Regions from separate parts of the Homo sapiens genome. Here region 1 is linked to region 2. A link is a contact called in ENCODE Hi-C or POLR2A ChIA-PET data. All regions are on one chromosome and are shown on one strand. Each heading gives the region's core, a stretch centred on a gene start or an enhancer-like site at or near the end of the contact. The rest is flanking DNA. Distances are from core to core; before and after follow the strand shown. Region 1 overlaps PHTF2 (putative homeodomain transcription factor 2). Region 2 overlaps PHTF2 (putative homeodomain transcription factor 2).

Region 1 (5,053 bases), core at 1,814-4,313, 53 kb before region 2:
GGTCAGGAGATCGAGACCATCCTAGCTAACACAGTGAAACCCCGTCTCTACTAAAAATACAAAAAATTAGCTGGGTGTGGTGGCGGGCATCTGTAGTCCCAGTTACTTGGGAGGCTGAGGCAGGAGAATGGCGTGAACCCGGGAGGCGGAGCTTGCGGTGAGCCGAGATTGCGCCACTGCACTCCAGCCTGGGCGACAGAGCAAGACTCCATCTCAAAAAAAAAAAAAAAAAAAAAAAAGTGTAACTATTTCAATGCACCACATACTTTTTAGTAAAATAATAATTAAAACTAATAAAGAATAGGCACCAATATGTTTTAATAACTATTTTGGCAGTATTTTGTTTTCATACACAAAAGGGTGCCTAACTTGTCTACAAAGTAACTATTTTTATTTCTAGGCGACTCAAGAAAGTGAATGTGTAGATACATGTCCTATAATCCTAAAATCAGGAAAAATAAAATAATCCTATTCGATAGACCAAATCAGAAATGGATGTCAATCCTTGGCATAACTAGGTTCAGTGCAACTCCAGCATGGTACTTAATAGGCCCGAGGTTAGAAAGGTACAGAAAGCCTAAGAAACTCCACAGTGAAGCAGTAGGTAAAAGTGGAAATGCTTCTTGAAAGCTGACATATTTCACTGTAAATAGCAGAATGCAATCCTAAAGGTGGGTGGATAGACATTCCTATTAAAAAAGCCACAGGATAAAATGATTTGTTTTACTGGAAAGACACATTTATTCAAAGATTTGATAGGTGAGAGGAAGGGCAACTTTTACTGTTAATAGAATGTCTCATGGTGGTGGGGGGGGGCGCGTCTTAATTTTTTTAAACTAGATAAATTTCATTCTCAATTACAGCAATTAAATGTCTGTAAGTGCAGGAATCAGTTCTCCTTTGCAGCAGACTTCTTCTGTTTTGGAAATACTACCAGATAGGCCAGGCATGGTGGCTCACGCCTGTAATCCCAGCACTTTGGGAGGCCGAGGCAGGCGGATCATGAAGTCAGGAGATGGAGACCATCCTGGCCAACACAGTGAAACCCTGTCTCTACTAAAACACACACACACAAAAAAAATTAGCCAGGCGTAGTCGTGCAGACCTGTAGTCCCCACTACTCAGGAGGCTGAGGCAGGGGAATTGCTTGAACCTAGAAGGTGGAGGTTGCAGTGAGCCGAGATCACACCACTGCACTCCAGCCTAGTGACAGAGCAAGACTCCGTCTCAAAAAAAAAAAAAAAGGAAAAAAAAAAAAAAAGAAAATACTACCAGAATGAACATTTTAGTTACTTAAGCAAACAGACTACTTTTTTGGAGAGGTAGTTTTTTTGTGAGGACGCTGGTTAACCTAAATGCAGGTGTCTCAGAAGGAGATGTTCAGGGTTTTGCTTAATAACGTGTATGCCTTTAACAAATTACCCTTACATATGAATTCAGACTGAATTATCTCTGAAATTGTTTGTTTCTTGGGATATGTGTGTAGTACACCAGTGGCATCATGAAATCAGAGTGGTAGCCAGATCCTAGAAGTGAGAGTGAAGGGATTCTAAAGATCTCTTCCAGCCTTTAGTCTCACTTTATTCCCAGCTGGCAGGATAGTAGATCAGACCCCCTGTGGCTGGAGTCAAGCTCTTCCCTGAATGAAACATAATTCTACTGTCAATCATTATAGGGCAAGAAAAGAAGTGACACTTAGGACTAGGAAAGAGAATAACCATCTTCTCAAGACTTAGGGTCATGGATAAAGAATAATTTGCAGAGCTGTGCTACCAAAGTTAAAAAATAACGGGACAGGTTTTCCAACTATTTTACCTCTAACACACAAATATACCCAAACCATTTCCAACATTTATATTTTACCCCTAACAGATATTTCCATTAACACACATTTTCCATTTTACCTCTAAACACGAATAATGCACTTTCCCCTTCTGCTTTATATTATTGTTACTGTATCCCTCTTATTTTTTTTTTTAATTTGTTGAGACAGGGTCTCAGTCTGTTGCTCAGAGAGACTTGGCAGACTTGATTGAGTCACATAAGTTTGACAGGTGGTTTTTAACAAATTTCTTCTACATAAAATTAAATCGCAAGGCCAAGTTCAATTATAGTTCTCTGTGAAAGAAAACTCAGGAAGAAAATAACTACTTTTTTAAAAATGGCATACAAAAGATTAAAAGAAGATCAGTGGTAACATTTGTCTAATGGTACAGTGATTTTAATAAGATGGTATGTCTTCAATTGAGAAATAAATACTATGTAATATTTTGACGACTTCGAAATTTTTGATACCTCCTAACTGTTCTTTTTCTCCTCCCTCCCCCAATGCCTCCAGTGTTTGTGTGTTTAGAAAAGGGCCTATTCAACATAATCCATAGGTTCACAGAAAAGAGGTTTCTTTAAAAGTACCTAACATTCTAGGCCGGGCGCAGCGGCTCATGCCCGTAATCCCAGCACTTTGGGATGCAGAGGTGGGTAGATCACTTGAGGTCAGACCATTCAGACCAGCCTGGCCAACATGGTGAAACCCCGTCTCTACTAAAAATACAAAAAATTAGCTGGGCGTGGTGGCGCACGCCTGTAATCCCAGCTACTTGGGAGGCTGAGGCAGGAGAATCACTTGAACCCGGGAGGAGGAAGTTGCGGTAAGCCAAGATGCACCATTGCACTCCAGCCTGGGCTACAAGAGTGAAACTCCGTCTCAAAAAAAAAAGTACCTAACATTTTGAAAGGATATATACTCAAATAATGTTTTGTTGATAGATACACAGAGAGAGATATACCAAGGTAATTAACGTACAAGTAATGGTATAGATATCCAACCATATTCTTCATAAGTAATGATCTGTTTCAAGGAGGGAAAAACATTGTTCCATCATGTAAGAGGAGACTCTGAAATCCTGATTTATATTCTGTAGCCAATAGTTTTGTATATTGTGAGAATGTGAAGTCCTTTCTCTGGTGCTTGGCTATGGTAAGCAACTTTATCAAGGTTCTTGTTATTACTCCCAGAGACGCCCTGAATAGCTTAAGCCTCTGGTGCACTCATTCCCAGAGCTGACCTACAGTCAGCTTTTCCATTCCTGGTTCCAGATGACCAAGCACTTTGTCATCTACAAACTCATCCTGTATCTTTGGTAACATGTCTGGCAATCCTATACCAATGCCTTAGAATAACTCCTTCTTCTTAATGACAACAAGGTCAATTAAAGATTTTCTTCCCACAAGCTTTAATTCCTAATTACTGTGACCATCACCATTCCTGGAAGAATGTCTAGCCAGTTACTACTTCCCTGAGAAGACTGAAGTCTTAAGATACAAACATCATTTTCTGTCATCTCCACTTCTAGTATGTTTTCTCATCTAAAGTTTGAGCCATTACAGAGGTCAAAACTGATTTAAAAAAAAACAACAACAATAATTATGGAACAGCAACCTGAAAGCAGTAAGAAGGGTAAGAGTCAAAAGGAAAAAAAAAAAGAAATTGAGATACTGGAATTTAGTAATATCAAACAGATGAAAATTCAACTAAATGAATATTCTTTAGATGCTTTCTGACCTACTGAAGACTGTTCTAACAGGAAAATGAACACTTTATACATGCTGTAAAAACTGAAATTAACATAGCTAATATGCTATATTAAATATATGTAAATATATACACCAGATATTTAGAAGGATACATGAAAATCATTAATAATGATTACCTCTGAGAAGTACCAAAGACAACAGCACTTTTCCTTTCTGCCTTATATTCATTGTTACTGTATCACTTTTTTTTTTTTTTTTAAAGACAGGGTCTCACTCTGTCACCCAGACTGGAGTGTAGTAGCATGATCTTGGCTCACTGCAACCTTGATCTCCCAGGCTCAATCAATCCTCCCACCTCAGCCTCCTGAGCACCTGGGACCACAGGTGCACCCCCACCTTGCTCAGCTAAATTTTTATGTCTTGTAGAGGTGACAGCTCCTTATGTTGCTCCCTATGTGGCCTTGAACTCTTGGGCTCAAGCAATCCACCCACCTCAGCCTCCCAAAGTGCTGGGATTACGGGTGTGAGCCACTGCGCCCAGCCACTGTATCACTTCCTCCCCTGCCCCTCACCACAATGGAGATGTACTACTTTTATAAACCAGGATTCGAACCCAGGTCTATTGGATTCCAAAGTAATTTGAACTAGCTATCTTAGAAACTAATATATTCCATAGTAACTAGTAAAGTTACTATCACTGAATAGGAACTTTATAGAGAATCATGTACCTCCTCCTACCATTACTCTAATTTTATATGTTTCTATACACTGAGACAAACAAAATGGGAAACAGGAAGAAAAGGGAAAGGGGGAAATGGAGGAAGGGAAAACTGGGAAGGAAAGAAAAGCGTAAAGAAACGGGAGGATTGGTAGGTAGAGAAAAAGACTGCCTTTGTCTAGGTATCTGCCAAGGTCAGCTCTGGCTCCTATGAAACAACTTTCTTATGAATATGATGGTATCAAAAATACAAATGTTAAAACCTAGATAATTAGATGGTGAAATGAGAAACGTATCACTTAGGAATTTTAGAAAAGAAGTATCTTTGAAAAACAATTTGAAAAGCTACTCTTCGGCTATCTAATTACCCCTAGGTTATCACATTCAGAACAGCAGTGGCTCAGGTATCAAGAGGCCAAAGACAAGGTGTCTTGCTTCAAAAAGGTAGTTATCAATAGTTTAATTAGACTGAGTGCTTAGATAAAAGATTAAGAATTCTCAAATAAAAATAAGCAAGGCAAAAAGAGACCCAGATTTGCAAACATATTTAAAGCACCTAGTTTCCTTAACTAATGAACAGATACATCATAATACTGTATGTCAAAGCCCTAATTTTTCCTACCACCATGTTTAGTTTCTTTTCTCTGAATCTCATTTAAGAAACTCTGAAAAGCAAGCTATTAATTCTCACAAACACTAAATGCCATACAAAAAAGAAAACACAGAGCCCAAATTTATTCCTAGATGAACCCCATGCAACAAACATCAGAGGCCAATCATGTGCCAGGATAAATGCTGTCT
Region 2 (5,640 bases), core at 2,863-5,362:
CAGTTTAAGGAGAAATACATGCAATCAGTTTTTGTTCACATTGAAAATAAAAATAGCTATCCAATTATCATAAGGTCACAATGTCAATTCTCAATTACATACACATGGATTATTTACAGATTTCAAAGTTCACCTCCACTTAATTTCTCAGTCAGGTGTGGCTATCTTCATTTCTCTCACGAGGGTTTTTTGAGGAAGCTTTCCCTTACTGACTTAAAATCTCCCATTTTTGTTTTTCTGTCCTGGAAGCCTTTGAGTATGATTTATTAACTTCAACCACCTTGTATCCCAGAGGTTTGCCCCACTGATTTTGCTAGGGGACTATTCAATACACACTACACCTTCATTGTATTTGTTTGTCATGACAACTGTGAATGCTTTCCAGATTGGTTATAACCTATCCCCTCAAGCAAACTATGAAAAATGGTACAAAAATATGAGAATATCAACTTTTCACTTTACCCTCTTTTCACTTTACCCAATCTTTATTGACAAATATTCCAGATTATCTAACAAAATAAAGATCCTCTTTCCTAACCCCCAACAATGTAAATAATATACATTTCATACACAAAACGTGAAAGGATTTTATCACTCTATTAAACATATCAGATATTTAATATATTTAGGGAATATTTAAATGTTCACATATAAATAATAGTATTTTTTAAAAGAAAAAGCTCAAATGAAAGTTTGAAAAACACTGCCTGCCTCACAAGAAAATAATCGCAAAGACTTTATATATTTGTTTACCAAGCTACACTTAGATAAATACCAAAAATCTAACAGTATTCTAGTTATATAAAGTGTTCTAAATATTTTAAACTGTATTTATTTGGGTCTATAGAAATAAAAATTCAACGAATTTTCTGTTTAAAATAAAAAAACCTTTCTTCAGTAATGGTGATTTTCTGTGCAAACTCATTTAATAGTTTTTCCATTGTGTCAACAACCTTTCAGTCACACTGAATGGCTCATACCTATTTTTAAAACAGGTTTTACAGCATGCTAAGATAGATTTCTGAACCAGCTATCTGACAAAGCACTCAAAGATACCCAATTACACGTGGGTATAATCAACAAGGATTAACAAGTCAAATTATTTCAGGAATAATGAAGATTATTTCTAAAGCCTTTCCAACTTCTTTGATTCTATGACAGTCCAGGAATACAGGTTCATAGACTGTATTGTCATGATAGCTCAGGTTTAATGTTAAATGATCATATTAAAGTTTATTTACAGAAAAAAGCATAAAAAACCTACTGGGGACCTTTAATAGAGGATCTTAATCTTTTTTGATCAACTGATCTGATACAAGGATGGGTATTATGATGCATAATCTTTATTTATTTAGAAATAATCCAATCCTAAAACCATAGGGCTAACTGCAGGCATAACATTAGGCAGTTAACTCTAAGCTAACACTATCCTTGACATAGATTTAATTGTCACACCTTAACAAAATATCTGAAATTCTTTTTTTTTTTTTTTTGCTTTTTTTATTATACTTTAAGTTTTGGGGTACATGTGCAGAATGTGCAGGTTTGTTACATAGGTATACACGTGCAATGGTGGTTTGCTGCACCCATCAACCTGTCATCTACATTAGGTATTTCTCCTAACGCTATCCTTCCCCAAGCCCCCCACCCCGACCGGCCCTGGTGTATGATGTTTCCCTCCCTGTCTCCATGTGTTCTTACTGTTCAACTCCCACTTATGAGTGAGAACATGCAGCATTTGGTTTTCTGTTCTTGTGTTAGTTTGCTGAGAATGATGGTTTCCAGCATCATCCATGTCCCTGCAAAGGACATCCTTTTTTATGGCTGCATAGTATTCCATGTTGTACCTGTGCCACATTTTCTTTATCCAGTCTATCACTGATGGGCATTTGGGTTGGTTCCAAGTCCTTGCTATTGTGAACAGTGCCACAATAAACATATGTGTGCATGTGTCTTTATTTGCTGTATTGATTTCCACACAAAATGCCAAAGACCAGGGTGGTGGGAAAAGATGAGTACAGAAGAGATGGTATGTTAAGTCTGCCTTTACGGAATCTCAATCAAATACAGTTGAACAACATGGTGGGTAAGCTGCGCTGGTCCGCTTACATGTGGATTTTTTCAATAAAAGTTATACCAAGTGTGCCTGATACTCCTGCCTCCCCTTTCACCTCCTTTACCTCTTCTGCCTCTGCTATCCAGGAAGGGAAAACCAACCCCTCCTCTTCTTCAACCTATTCAGTGTGAAGATGACAAGGATGAAGACCTTTATCATGATCCACTTCCACTTAAAGAATAGTAAATGTATTTTCTCTTCTTCTTCCTCTTCTTTTTTTTTTTTTTTTTTTGAGATGGAGTTTTCGCTCTTGTTACCCAGGCTGGAGTGCAATGGCGTGATCTCAGCTCACCGCAACCTCTGCCTCCAGGGTTCAAGCGATTCTCCTGCCTCAACCTCCCGAGTAGCTGGGAATACAGGAATGCGCCACTACACCCGGCTAATTTGTAATTTTAGTAGAGACAGGGTTTCTCCATGTTGGTCAGGTTGGTCTCAAACTCCGGACCTCAGGTGATCCTCCCGTCTCAGCCTCCCAAAGTGCTGGTATTACAGGTGTGAGCCACTGTGCCCGGCCTATTTTCTCTTCTTTACAATTTAATAACACTTTTTCTCTAGCTTACTTTATTGTAATTATACAGTATATAAACATATAACATATAAAATATGTGTTATCTGTTTATGTTATTAGTAAGACTTCCTGTCAACAGTAGGCTATTAGTAGTTAAATTTTGGGGGATTCAAAAGTTACAGCCAAATTTTCCACAGCACAGGGGTCAGTATCCCTAACCCCAATTGTTCAAGGGTCAACAGTATAATAATGCCTATGAGTATTCTTTGTACAAATATGGTCTCCCACATTGTCAGATTTTTAACCAATCCCCATGTTACAGAAATTCTATCAAATACTACATAAATGTTACCATGTACATCTCTCATTATTCTGAAACAAATTTGTCTGTTCTGGCATGACTCTCACTAGGCTCAGAAAACAATGTATTTCCACCCCTGACACTTTGCGTGTGTTATTATTATTCCTATTCCATTCTTTTCTCCACTCATACATCCTTCTAAATCAGCTCAAATCCTACTTCCTCCAAGATGAAGCTTTCTTTTTTTTTTCTTGTTTTTTTTTTTTTTGAGACGGAGTTTTGCTCTTGTTGCCCAGGCTGGAGTGCAATGGTGTGATCTCGGCTCACTGCAACCTCCGCCTCCCAGGTTCAAGCAATTCTCCTGTCTCAGCCTCCTCAGTAGCTAGGACTACAGGCGCCCACCACCACGCCTGGCTAATTTTTGGTATTTTTAGTAGAGACAGGGTTTCACCCTGTTGGCCAGGCTGGTCTCGAACTCCTGACCTCAGGTGATCCGCCCGCCTCGGCCTCCAAAAGTGCTGGAATTACAGGCATGAGCCACCGCACCCGGCCAGCTTTCCTTTGGACTAAAAAATGCTGAAGCTTAATGTCTCTCTTCTAGCACCAACATATGCTCAAAAATCTGTAATTTAAATAGAAATGTAAAGCAGTATGTGGCCACACAGGTCACTTGGTCATATGTAAACACTCTTAAGGAAAAAATGTGGCAACATTCTTTGTCTCTAAGTACTCAGTACACTGTAATATATGGTACAGGAAGTACAGCAGATAAAAAGCAATGACTAAGCATCAAGATAATTGGGTTCTAGATCCAAGTTCTGATACTAAGAGCTGTGTGCTCTTGAATAAGTTACTGAGTTCTCTGGACCTCAGTTTTCCCCAAGTGCCATCTAGCCAGATATTCCACAACTCAATAAAGGTTAAATAACAATTGTGTGAAAAGAAAAAGAGCTCCGAGCAGTCTGAGCCATGTGAGGTAGGCAAGCACAGACACGTGAGTATAGGACTTGAGTCAAGCCCCTACACCCAAGCCTGGGGGCAACTGTTTAAAGTCATTTTCTTCCTGACTAGCTGCCTCACTCATTTATCTTCATGTTTCTGGAATTTGTGATACAAAGAACAATGTATAGCCAATCAACAGTTTATGTTATTTTAACATAAATTCTCAGTAAACAACTCAGGAACTGCTTCTTCCTTCCGTTTAAAATTTTTTTTTTTTTTTTTTTTTTTGAGACAAGGTCTCACTCAGTTGCCCGGGCTGGAGTGCAGTGGCACGATCAGGGCTCACGGCAGCTTCGACTTCCCAGCTCAAGTGATCCTTCTGCCTCAGCCCCCAAAATAGCTGTGACTATAGGCATGTACCATGATGCCTGGCTAATTTTTTTTAATTTTAGCAGACACGAGGTCTGGCTATGTTGTCCAGGCTGGAAAAATGCACTTTTAACTGCTGCTAATCAGAGGGTATATTCAGAGCAACTCAAATCTGTGCTCCCAGTTGCAATCCTCAAGCTTGATTCAAATAAACCCTCTAATTGTATTAATTTTGCTCCAGCTTCTTCCTTTCAGGTCACCAATTCCAATAATGTACAGAAGTTTCTCTGAATTCTAACACACCCAAAAACATTAATATTACTACTTAAATTAGTGTTACATATATGGAATTTAACATAGTAGAAACTGTTAAACTAAATAAAAAATATCTTATTTAATTTATTTTTAGAGATAGGGTCTCACTGTCACCCAGACTGAAGTGCAGTGGCTTGATCATAGCTCACTGTAACATCAAACTCCTGGGCTCAGGTGACTGTCCTGCCTTAGCTTCCCAAGTAGCTAGACTCAGCAACAAAAGGGCACATAACATATCCTCATGCACATCCTGCTGAGAAGTATATCACACAAAAAGTTGCATGCCACCAAACTAGGCTATTTTTTAAATCTTTTGTAGAGAGAGATGGAGTCTCATTATGCTGCCCAGGCTGGTCTTGAACTGCTGTCTTCAGCAATCTTCTTACCTCAGCCTCCCCAAGTGCTGGGATTACAGGTGTGAGCCACTGCGCTTGGCCCTAAAGAGCTTTTAATTTTTTAAAGGTAGTTTTTATAAATCTCCTCAGACTCTCATATTATTATTCCATTCCAACAACCTTGTATCATTCTCTGCTGCTTACAAAATAAAATCCACAAGTATTTAGACTCTCTACAATCTGACCTTAATTGTCCAACATTATTGCTCATCATCTTCTCATATGTCTTGTTTCAACCATCCCATACTTTCAACATTTTTCTACCTCTGTGCCAAAATTAACACTTCTCTTTCTAAAACAAGGAAGATTTTGACAAGACTTCCAAAATTCCACTTTCTCCATAAGTTTCTCCCAAATTCTTCCATTTAATATTTCTCATCCTGTTCTGTGTTCCCCTTAGAGTAGCACTCCCTTTATCCAAGGCTTTGCTTTCCACATTTCAGTTACTGCAGTAACTGCAGTACAGTAAAATATTTGGAGACAGAGACCAAATTCCATAACTTTTCATTAGAGTATACTGTTACGATTGTCCTATTTTATTATTAGTTATTATCTATCTCTTACTTGCAGCAGTCCCCAACCTTTTTTAGCACCAGGGACTGGTTTTGTGGAAGACAATTTTTCCATGGCCAGGGTAGGGGGGATGGTTTTGGGATGATTCGAGAGCATTACATTTATTGTATACTTTATTTCT

The links. A loop is a pair of places that touch in the nucleus more often than their neighbours do. ChIA-PET counts read pairs that join two places held with the same protein, here RNA polymerase II (POLR2A). Pooled maps may share reads with other maps.
Region 1: a pooled map shows a loop between it and region 2 (2.7-fold over the local background). The contact joins two enhancer-like sites. A Hi-C loop is called at or near these places in 1 of 168 maps with a recorded cell type or tissue (aorta), 1 of 37 single-sample maps with no recorded cell type and 5 of 50 pooled maps. POLR2A ChIA-PET finds 5 or more read pairs at or near these places in 8 of 52 experiments (AG04449, CD4-positive, alpha-beta T cell, OCI-LY7 and 5 more).

Annotation. Positions count from the first base shown.
Region 1 is chr7:77,885,786-77,890,838 of GRCh38, reverse strand. All of the region lies in intron 2 of PHTF2 (putative homeodomain transcription factor 2), which reads right to left. Among named protein-coding and RNA genes, the nearest start is that of PHTF2, 90 kb to the right of the region's middle. Within about 2 kb of position 3,063, at least 2 of the 41 ENCODE cell types and tissues checked have a DNase peak (open chromatin) inside an H3K27ac peak, as active enhancers do.
Region 2 is chr7:77,832,828-77,838,467 of GRCh38, reverse strand. All of the region lies in intron 1 of PHTF2 (putative homeodomain transcription factor 2), which reads right to left. Among named protein-coding and RNA genes, the nearest start is that of PHTF2, 37 kb to the right of the region's middle. RefSeq lists an enhancer at 3,051-3,551. Within about 2 kb of position 4,112, at least 9 of the 41 ENCODE cell types and tissues checked have a DNase peak (open chromatin) inside an H3K27ac peak, as active enhancers do.